Regions from separate parts of the Homo sapiens genome. Here region 2 is linked to region 1. A link is an interaction called in ENCODE POLR2A ChIA-PET data of the cell type or tissue named here. Cell type or tissue: PC-9. All regions are shown on one strand. Each heading gives the region's core, and the rest is flanking DNA. Links, peaks and the distances in the headings are about the cores only.

Region 1 (6,253 bases), core at 687-5,686:
TTTTCCTCTTTTTTAAAATAGAAATATACAGGAGATATCATGTATATTCTTGAAATGTAACAACTTGGGCAGATATTCTTCAACTCAAAAAAGTAGATCACAAGAAAACGAGAACTGTTTTGTAGCCTCTAATACCTAGAAACATTTATAGCAATAACAAGAAAGTTTTCAAATCCTTCATCTTGAAATAATGCAAAGAGCTAGATCTTGCATCAAGAGGCACAGGTGGGTCATCACTGGTTTAGACTTAAGGAGCCAAATTTAAAAACAGATGCATGCCGGCTGGGCGCGGTGGCTCACACCTGTAATCCCAGCACTTTGGGCAGCTGAGGTGGGTGGATCATGAGGTCAGGAGTTCAAGACCAGCCTGGCCAAGATGGTGAAACTCCATCTCTACTAAAAATACAAAAATTAGCCGGGCACAATGGCAGTCGCCTGTAATCCCAGCTACTTGGGAGGTTGAGGCAGGAGAATCACTTGAACCCGGTTGGCAGAGGTTGCAGTGAGCCGAGATTGTGCCACTGCACTCCAGCCTGGGAGACAGAGTGAGACTCCATCTGGAAAAACACACACACACACACCCAAAAACAGGTACATATCTCTGAGAATTGATTTCATTTTATAAGCTAATTCAAAATATATTTTCAGAAGAAGGAACAATGCCTAGGCCACTCGAAAATGTTGGGAAACAAAGATACTTGATTAATGTGGACAAAAAACTAGAATTCTCACTCAACCTCTAGAAAACAGACCTCACAGCATCCCTTGATTATTCCATAAGCGGCAGACGTGTTTACACCGAACCTCTGGCCGAGTTTATAAGCAGGCTGGGGAACAGGATGTACTCAACCACCAAGCTGAGGCAAGGCTGTTCATACTGGCTCATCTACTGATGCAGTGTCCAGACACCTGGAGGCTGAGGACTTCCTTCTAGGCTTGGATTCACCCATGCAGGAAGCTTAGTTGAACAGTGCCTGACAAGACCCAAATGTGAAACTATGGGCTCCAGGAGGGTCTGGTGACTGCTTCCAGGCATGCTGAAAGCTGCATGCCACTAAGAAGGGGCCAGGGAGGAAAGTGTCTATTAACAGGAAAAAGCAGAGTCACTCCCACGGAAGTTATCTCTTAGTGTTGTAAGTTAATGAGAAACTCTTCCCCCTGACAGCAAAGCTCAATGCCCAGGGAAATTTTCACAAGAAGGGGCAGAAACATGGAACACAAAGGAGTAAAAGCAGCTGGTCTTTAAAAGCAGCTCTCAATAACTTCTAAGGAAAAAGACCACAAAACACAGAAAGTTCACGCAGTAGCTGTTTCTCCATTCTTAGTGAAGTGTCAATTTCATAAAGGTGCAGCCCCCCCCCCCACACACACAAATTAAATCAAATATCAGGTGCCTACTAGAGTCAATATATTTCTTTAGAGAAGAGGGTAATACAAACTCAAACCCAGTTTTATCGTATCTCTGCAACTGCTTCTTCCAAAGAAGGTGTCAAAAGCAATCAGCTTTCTACCACCCAGGTATTCCAGAATCTTTTCCAGTTTCAACTTGAAACTGCTTTGATATTTCAAGCATTTCTTTGAGAATAAAGGAATCAAATCCATTTAATATGCTATATTAATCAACAGGTATTAAAGTATTAATATGAATTATGCTAAGGAATACAGGAGTAATATGACAGATGGTCCCTAAAGCCTTGAAAAATACAATAAAATTGAGAACAGAGAAAACAGAGACAGGCAGGCATACATTTCAACCTTGTTCCACAGAAAGGTAGCTCAAGGGAGGACAACCTGGCCAAAAATGCCTCATTATATATCAAGCCTAAGTTGAGCCTCAAAATACAGGGAGCATTTAGGAGGTGATGAATGGAGCTGCATAACATATTCCAGGCCAGGCGACGCCTCCCTGAAAGCAGTGGACAGGAAGACCCAGTAGCTTCAGGAGTCACAGCAGTGAGAAGGCCCTGAGGACAACAGGAAGGAGGAGCCTTTGGGTAGGTGGTAGGATTAGGTTGGCAACACAAGGCCAGACCACAAAGGGCTGTGTGTGAATGCACGGCACTGTGCAGGCTTGCTGCAGAAGCAGACAGATCCAGTGAGTTTTAACTGAGGAAAGTATGCATTAAAATATCTACAGCAGAGATTCAACAAAGTATTTTAATAACATAGAACAATTCTGAACAAAAGCAGACATTGGAAGTGACGTGGAGATGACACTGATGCTGTGGTTAGTACACTCTCAACAGAGTTCGTATTTCCTACAAAGGTGAAGGACAGAGGGAAGAGGACAAACCTCTTTTGGGTCTGGCCAGGTGTGAATATGACTTAAATATGGGACAGGAAAGAAGGGGATGAAGGTAAGACGCCTGAGGTGGGGCACTGTAGAGACTGGTCACGGTGCTAAGACAGACACTGGAGTCTGCAAGAGCAGATCTGGAGTGTGAATGCGTTAACTGTCAACAATGTGAAAGACAGATTGGAGAGGGGTGAGCCTAATGAAGAGGGGCCCACCGGAGCAGAAAATGATGCCTTGCAATGGCCTCTACGTTCAAAGCCAAGGTATCCGCTACAAGATTTCACACTAAATGACCATTACTTCTCCAATGTCACCAGCATTCTGCCTCCTCCAAGTCTAATTTCCACTTTTTCTTCATTCTGGAGCTGTACTTTGGTGTCAAATGATACAAATTTATACTTGCCTTTAGAATTCTAAGCTGTCTGGGAAATACACAACCCTCAGAAGGCAAATGTCTATATATACACCCTGTACTAACTCCAAATACACTGCTAAGATGCTAACAGCAAGACAAGATGTACAACCTTATCATTCACTTCACTTTTTTAAAGTCAACCACCAACCAAAAAATCCAGCCTTACTTTTGTCAACTAGTTCAAATTAAAGCAACTACAGTAACGTGTTCCTCTACAAATTCTCATTATGAAACCTTGAATGTACAGGAATTTCTGTGCCTATTTTCCACAATTTCAAAAACTTCAGTCCAAGTATATGCAAAGCATGGGTTATTTCTACTACGAACAAGTTTCATTGAAGTGAGACTGAGGGGTTGTGTGGGGAAAGGCAAGTAATAAGGATGGCACAATGGTAGTCGAGTTTTTGCCAGTTGTCTTCTTAAGAGATGAAGGAAACCGAGGAGAGGCAAGGAACACCCAGCTGGTTCCAGATGCACGTGTGCATGCTGGAGGTGAGGGTGTGTGAATAGAGGTAAGATGGTATGATAAAAGCCAACGTTAGCCAGGCCCAGTGGCTCACATCTGTAATCTCAGCACTTTGGAGGGGACAGTGGTAGGTGGATCACTTTAGTCCAGGAGTTCAAGATCAGCCTAGGCAACAAAGGGAGATCTTGTCTCCACCACAGAAAGTACAAAAAATCAGTCGGGCATGGTGGTGCACACCTGTAGTCCTAGCTACTCAGGAGGCTGAGGTGGGAGGATCACTTGAGCCTGGGAAGCAGAGATCACGCCACTGCACTCCAGCCTGGCTGACAGAGTAAGACCCTGTCTCAAAATTTAAAAAAAAAAAAATGTAAGTCAAAGTAAAATCAGTAAATTCTCATAGGCCCTAGAAAGGTTTCCCATCTGAAGCATCCAAGATTCTTGGAATTTCTGAAACTGGGCAGGATTCCAAGAGCGAACAAATGAGTCAAACATCAGAAAGGAAGCAACAGGTAACTGGAGGAGAGTAGGAAACATGGTTATGACTGGCATGGCTATTTGCAACAACACAAAAAGTTTCTAAGTCTCCAAAACTGAAGAGATACGAGGTGGTCCTCAGCAAATGAAAAATGGTGAAACTGCTTGGCTAGAAAGGGAATTCTATACTAACGTGGTGAAGGCAAAGCTTGGAAAATCCAAGTCAGTGTGGTTTGTATTAAGTGAAACCCAGTTATGTGCCATTTATAACTCACCCAACTTGAGGTAAGTGACAATGGTCATTTATTATTCAAATATCTTACAGACAAGGTACCCAAAGAAAATGGCCTTTCCTAATCAAGTAGAAATTCAGGAGCACACTGAGATGCTTTTGGCAAATGGTCAAAAAGAAGCAGTCTTCAGATTAAGAGCTATCAAATTCTATAATGAAAGACAGATTGGCAACTTAGTCACAAAAAAATCTTTCAAAAGCCCGTTTTTTTAAAGTTTTAGCTATTATCGTCAATCTTCCTTCCCTAGCAAACTTTGATCAGACTGTATATAACCCTGAAGTATTCAGGGCTATCTCAACAGCTTCAGGCTAGCAGCAATAAACTGTTAACCTTCAGGAAGTTCTTTCTTTTGTAAATGTTTTACAGTATGCAACCTAACGTGCAAGAAAAATTAAAGTAGATTCATAGACTACTGAGACTGCTCAGGAATAAAAGCTCAACAGAGAATGGTCTTTATAGCTCCTTATGAAAAACAATCTTCAATCTCTCCTAGCTATTCCACAATCACATTAACTGTCTGGACACTGCAACTTTATATAAAGGTGGAAACATAATTTTTAACAGCAGCTACCAATTATTAGGTGCCTACCATACTGCCAGACTCTGGGCTTCATGCTTTTAGATACAAGATACTTCATACCTTCAAGGTTTTGTTCTCATTTTGCAGATGGAAAAAAACTAAAATTCTGAGAGTTCAAATGACTTACTACTGAAGACCAGAGCTAGTAAACATGCTAGCAGAAATGGGACACAAACCCAGGTCTGACTAGCTCCAAAGTGTGCACTTTTCCTAGTCAAAGAAGCAGTCATCAAGAGCATGACCCCAGCCCAGCCAGCTGTGTGTGGCCTCAGCTTGTAGAAGGCAGCAACGGCAGGTCAGCCTTGCAATCCAATGGCTCTCAGGACAAGTTCAGGAAGAGGAACCATGTGCCTCTGTGCACAGGGTGGAGAATCACTTCCCAGACAAGACAACTGGGCATTCAGCCTGAAGAGCTCTGGACAAGCTCAGCTCTTGTGGCCAGGGGCTCTGATGGCATGGATTCACAGGATGCCACAGGCTTGTCAAAATGCACAGAAAACACAAAGCTAAGAGGAAGAGCTAATAATGGGTAAGTCAGCAGTCACACTGTTTGACACAACGAAACAAGAAAAATTTATTTAACATGAATGAATATAAAGTCCTTTTCAGACAAAAACTGAAAAACAAGATAGGAAGAATGCCAGGGAGAAGAAAACTGCTGAAGTGAAGAAAAGAAACAAAAAAGTCCAAAGATTTCAGTTCATTATAAGTCCAATAGAAAGTTCTAATATTACGATGTAACTAATAAGCAAAGAAATCCCAGAATATAGTAACAGATAAATAATGTCTAGGACCAGAGGAGAAATTAATCCCACTGTGGACTGCCCTGAGCACATCACGTCACACCAGGAAATAGCATATCCTGTTCTGAAGGAAAACAAAGAGTCTGGCAACCACATGGCATCCAAAGAGATGGCCAGGACAGCAGAAAGGCTCACTACCTGGAGGGATAAAGTAACTACCTTTGAATATATTTAAAAGCTTAGAAGAGAAGACCTGTCTTGTACTGTACCCAAGGATGAAATAAGAACCAGTAAGTAAAAAGTGCAAATTATCTACAAGCAATAGAAGCAAAACTTGCTAAAGATGAGGTCTGTGGCTTCATGAGAGGCCCCTCAATTGGAGGCGCCCTGGCAAAGCCTGAATGATTTTCTATAGGAACAGAAGGAGTTCCTGTTCTGGACAGGAAGGTTGTACTAAATGATTAACATGCTGTTTTATAAATCTCAAAATCCATTGGATATAAAAGGTACAATACATGGCTACATTTGGGCTGACATGGAGCTCCAGTAAGAAAATAGAAAAGATTATGTAACCTTCCAGATGCTTAGTGGGTTGAACCCCACGCATTCTCCACTGCTCTGGAAACTCTAGTAACACAACAAAATAAAGGACAAAGGAGAAAAAAGGAAACTACAGCCAAGAACGCCAACAATTCATGAAAAGACAAAAAACTTAAACGATTTAGGAAGTCCAATATTCAAATAAAAGAAGTTTTAGAATAACATATTATAATCTATCACCCACCTCTTGGCCAAGAGAAAAAAAAAAGGGGGGGGGGGGGGCAGGGGGGCATGGGTAGGAAATAGAAGAAAGCAATTCTCCCAGAGCTTAACAAATGTGGCTCTCCTTAGGGCCTGCACAGGCCATCACAATGAGTGGTGCGACAGATCCCCCCAAGGTACTGAGTGTAGTTCCATGGTAGCAGAGATGAAGTATCTAAACCTTC
Region 2 (5,000 bases), core at 1-5,000, 440 kb after region 1:
CTTCTTTCCATTTCTCTTCCTTGTTTTTAGCTTTTGAACATTTTACCTCTGTGAGAATCAGAGGTGGTAACATTTTACACGTTCTTTGATCAGCAAATGATTTACAGGTGACTTGGTTTAAAATAACTAGATGATTCTCAACTTTCTCATTTTTCTTCATCTTGGCATTATAAGATGTCTGATTTCCTTTATTTCCATAGTGACACTGAAATGACTGCTCTTTGGTACAGTTCTCTAAGGGTTAAGTGCCAGAAAGCCAAGGTAAAACTTTCTGATTGGGTTCAGCTCCACAGCTTCTGTCCCACAAACATCTGTCTCTTCTAGCCCCTATTTCTATCTAAGATGAGACGGAAACAAACTTCCTGACTGTATCCTGGAGTTTTTGTTTAGTATTTGTGTTAGTTTTAGGGTGCTTATGAAAATTCCTGTGTTTGGCAAGGTCAAGAATGGGTCCTTTTGAAAATATGAACAAGATAAGACACACACAACTATACAATATTATTTGTAGGAAATTATTAAACATAAAAATATTGGTCTGATCTTAATGCATGTGAGTATAATTTAGCGTCTGTTTTACATAGACTGTCTTTAATTTTAATGGAAATGAGATTATTTTCATTAGCTACATAGATTATGAAAACCAAACTCAACTGTAAAACTACCCTGAACTAAAGGAGGATAATTTAATAGAAGTTTTGAGAAGTAATAGTTCAGCCTTTGCATTGTGGAAAGAGATAGAATTGCTAGAAGAGAGCGTAAATGTATAAAATTAGCTATAAATGTAACTTGATTTTTTTCCTTTCTGATACTGGGAAGGAACATGAGCTCTGCAACGTCCAGTAGCAGCCTTTTCAGAGAAGCAAGTTTGGCTGATTACAAATAACCAGTTTGCTTATTTATCATGAATTGTGGAAGACACAAATGTCAGTACGTATTGTTCATTCAATGTAACCTGTGCCAGTTGGCGGAAGTCTCAGAGGATTGCTTTGTCCCTTCCTCTGTCAGAACAGTGACTCTGTGTTAAGCCACTTCCTTCTGTGCATGAGTGGAGAGATTTGGCCTCACCGTTATGAGCGGTCTCACAGGCATGAACGTTTATAATACACATCAAAGATCTCTCTTGAATGTTGTCTGGAAAATTGTTTTTGTTTGTTTTTTGAGTAATAGAAGGCTAATATTAGTGCTTGTTTGAGTACTAACCATAATAAAGGCATCAAGGCACAACGCAGATATGTATTAGCAACTTAAAAGAGTCAAATTTGAGACACTGTCCTTTTTAAATCTAGAAAACAAATGTCTTCCTCCCTATTTTCTCTTAGCCCCAGTTTAATTAAAAATTAAGCCACAATAAAATATGGAATAACTCATAAATAGTTAATATTAAACTACCAGCTACTGAGAAATCAGCTGCTAAAACCTATTTCTTTATGTTACTAAGGTCACACCATGCAAAGACCAGCATTGCTGGTACTCCTTGAAGGAGTCATGTCCCTGGTAACTGAATTCTATGAATTGCCACTGTTTTCCTCATTGTGTTAGGATCATTAGGAATTTAAGTTGTTCTGTTCACTCTGCTTTAAAAAAATTCCCTTATACTTTTGAGTATGGTTTAATTCTGTGTTCCTAAGGCAGTCAAAACTTCCTTCTCAGAAGTAAAACATTTTTCTAGTGTTGTGCGTTCCCATTTGGTCTAACCTAATATTTCTTTAGCTGATACTCTCCCAAGATAGTTGCCAAATTACTACCAATAGTCCTTCCATACCTGCTTTGGTGCCTTCTTTTGATAACCAAATAAACCACAGACTACTATGTCTAATTTTTACATATTCAGAGTGTCTTTGTCTTGCTGGTATTAAATGTTTGGGATTTATAGCATGAAGCCAATGCGGATTTCTGGTCCATGGAACGATGGTTTGACCGCAGCCCACCCCTCTTTGGGAAGGAATGTCTTTATGTTGGGTGGAGTGAAGGGCGTTGGGGGTAATGTACCACTTTAGCTGTATGTGCATGTGTTCTCTGCTGCAGGCTTGTCCATGCGATCGTGCCTGGAGCACTCTGGTTTCCAGGTGACAGACACGATTCACGGTATAGTATGAGACCTCTGAAGTTGGAGCATTCTCTACAGCTTTAATTTCTTTCTTTTAGTTCTTGGATTCAAGAATTGCTTTTAAAAAAGAAAGTTGTAATGCTTGTTAAGTAGCACCAGCTACAGTTTGTGCTGTGCTTAAAGAGGTACAGTGATTAAGATTTCAGAATGTTGTGTAATAAATATATCACTTATTTTTTTTGTCCAAAGCAAATCAGATTCCTTTCTTCTGTTTCCTCAGTAGAAAATGACAAACATTTAGGAATTTTAGAAATTTATGGGCCTCAACTTGATAACTTAATTGAAGTAATCAAGTTCTTCCTTCATATCACTTCCAGCATTAAGGAGACACCATATATATTTTGATATTTTGGTCAGAATTAGAAACAAACCTTCTTCTTTGTCCTTACCAGTCAGTATACTTTCATATGTCTTAGCTGGGTACCTGAGACCTTAGGGAGCTCTGCAGTGCTGACTTGATGTAGTGAAGGCACACTTCCCGTAAAAGTGTTGCTTGCAAGTCAACCTTTGGGATACTTAGAGGGAGGGTATTTTATTTAGTCTTGGAAGTCTGAGGAGTGTTGGGTCAGCAGGTTGCCCTAGATCAGACATAGATTTTGAGAAGGTCCTGAAATAGGCCTTTTTAAAACCTGGGCTTCCACTCACCTGTCTTTCTGCTGGCTTGTGTTGCCTAAAGTGTTTTAGAAGTTCTAGTTTCCTACGGATATTCATCAAGTCATCCAATTTTGAAATTATTAATGTCCAAAAAGATCAAGGTGTTTTAGGCTGGTCCTTGGGATAATTGAAGACACTCTAGAGACTACCATAAAATGTTAGAAATCACTTATCTGTTTAAATTCTTGTAATTCATATGTGCTTATTAAATAATCACATAAGCTATACTTTAAATCATTGCATTGAGATCTCACATTTTAATGTGTTCTGTAAAATGTTTTCAGAAAGTGCTAAAAGTGGCCGGGCATAGTGGCTCACACCTGTAATCCCAGCACTTTGGGAGGCTGAGGCGAGTTGGATCACTGAGGTCAGGAGTTCGAGAAAGAATGCTGTAAGAAACCATAAAAGCAAGAAATACGGGATGATTTCATTTTTTTTCATAGAAATCAGGAAGAAGTAAGGTTAGGGTCCATGATAACTCTGAGAAGAAAACATATTGCCAAGAAAATATACTGCAAAATGTTAATTGAAAGAGTCACATAACTCTTTCAATTCTATAGAATTGAACACATTCTATAGAGTCATGGTTCTCATGCTTTTTCCTGCCCCACCTCTCCTGAGATGGAACATAGCTTCATCATCAACAGGGACTTGGCAGGCCAGGGATTATAACAGATGCCACCCCTGTATTAAAAATTATTTCTCTCCTAGAGGGTTGAGTGTGGTGAGATAACCAGGGTGGGTATTAAGGGTCTCCGAAGCCACAGGCTACACAGTAAAGAAGTTCATGCCACTCCAAGACCAAATGGGCATCACAGCTACTGAATTGAATCCGAATGATGCACCATATCCTCCTATTCTCAGGGTGAATACGATGACCTGGGAGTTGTTTCAGTACTCAGCTCAGGAAGATAATACCAGATTAGTAGAAAGATGGATTATTTTCCGAGACCAAAATTTACATATCCTAGAAACTGAGGAAACTGAGTCTAGCTAACAGTAGGAATTTTTTTTTTTTTTTTTTTTTTTTTTTTGAGACAGCCTCCCACTGTCGCCCAAGCTAGAGTGCAATGGCGTGATCTTAGCTCGCGGCAACCTCTGCCTCTCAGGTTCAAGCGATTCTTATGCCTCAGTCCCCTGAGTAGCTGGGATTACAGGCATGTGCCACTATACCTGACTAATTTTTGTATTTTAAGTAGAGACAGGGTTTCACCATGTTGGTCAGGCTGGTCTCAAATTCCCAACCTCAGGTGATCCACCCACCTCGGCCTCCCAACGTGCTGGGATTACAGGCGTGAGCCACTGCACCCAGACAGGATTATTCTTACTTATTTATTTATAGGTCTCAAAGCATTTTTAAAAGGTCACAATCAATCTACCGTTTTATGTAAAGCCTTTAAAAGAGACAGTAAGCTGAATGATCCATTTAGTTATTTTTTGGTGAGGAAGGGGTGGTAGGAAGAAGAGAATGTCATCCATGTTTCTTAATTTTCTTTTTTTGTGTGTATTTTTCTTTTTTTCTATTAAAAAATGGATGGCACAATTTTTTTTCTATAAAAAACCTGTACTCTTATTTATATATCATTTTAGTTCAGCAGCCACCATTATATTTAACATAGTACCTATTTCTATTCTATATTATGATTTTTTTGTGTGTGTGTGTGAGATGAAGTCTCACTCTATTGCCCAGGCTGGAGTGCAGTGGTGTGATCTTGGCTCACTACAATCTCTGCCTCCCAGGTTCAAGCGATTCTCCCGCCTCAGCCTTCCAAGTAGCTGAGATTACAGGCACTTGCCACCAGACCCGGCTAATTTTTTTGTATTTTTAGTAGAGATTGGGTTTCACCATGTTGGCCAGGATGGTTTTGAACTCCTGACCTCAAATGATCCGCCCCCCTCAACCTCCCAAAGTGCTAAGGTTACCAATGTGAGCCACCATGCCTGGCTCATATTATATTATCCATAATTGATAATGATTTCGTTTCTTAAATAGCATTTCCAATTTATTTTGCTATTGATGACATGCTATTCTTTGTAGCTGATTCATCACTTTTTAAAATCTGTCTCACAGCAGCTCATGTAGTATTGGACGTTTAAAGATACTTTGAAGATAAATGTTTTGGGTGTTAAAGATGTTTTAAATGACATTTTTTTTTTTTGAGACGGAGTCTCGCTCTGTCGCCCAGGCTGGAGTGAAGTGGCACGATCTCTGCTCACTGCAAGCTCCGCCTCCCGGGTT

The links. ChIA-PET counts read pairs that join two places held together with the same protein. Peaks named below come from ENCODE experiments on the same cell type or tissue, not always from the same donor. Only the 100,000 strongest peaks of a DNase experiment are listed, where the experiment ranks them.
Region 2: POLR2A ChIA-PET joins it to region 1 with 16 read pairs; 1 of 35 experiments calls an interaction of 5 or more read pairs at or near these places.

Annotation. Positions count from the first base shown.
Region 1 is chr11:68,523,544-68,529,796 of GRCh38, reverse strand. All of the region lies in intron 2 of PPP6R3 (protein phosphatase 6 regulatory subunit 3), which reads right to left. Among named protein-coding and RNA genes, the nearest start is that of PPP6R3, 66 kb to the right of the region's middle. In PC-9, for the core only: no CTCF peak of the experiment used is centred there; a DNase peak (open chromatin) is centred at 3,656.
Region 2 is chr11:68,086,906-68,091,905 of GRCh38, reverse strand. All of the region lies in intron 2 of CHKA (choline kinase alpha), which reads left to right. Among named protein-coding and RNA genes, the nearest start is that of CHKA, 32 kb to the left of the region's middle. In PC-9, for the core only: no CTCF peak of the experiment used is centred there; no DNase peak of the experiment used is centred there; H3K27ac peaks cover 1,788 bases.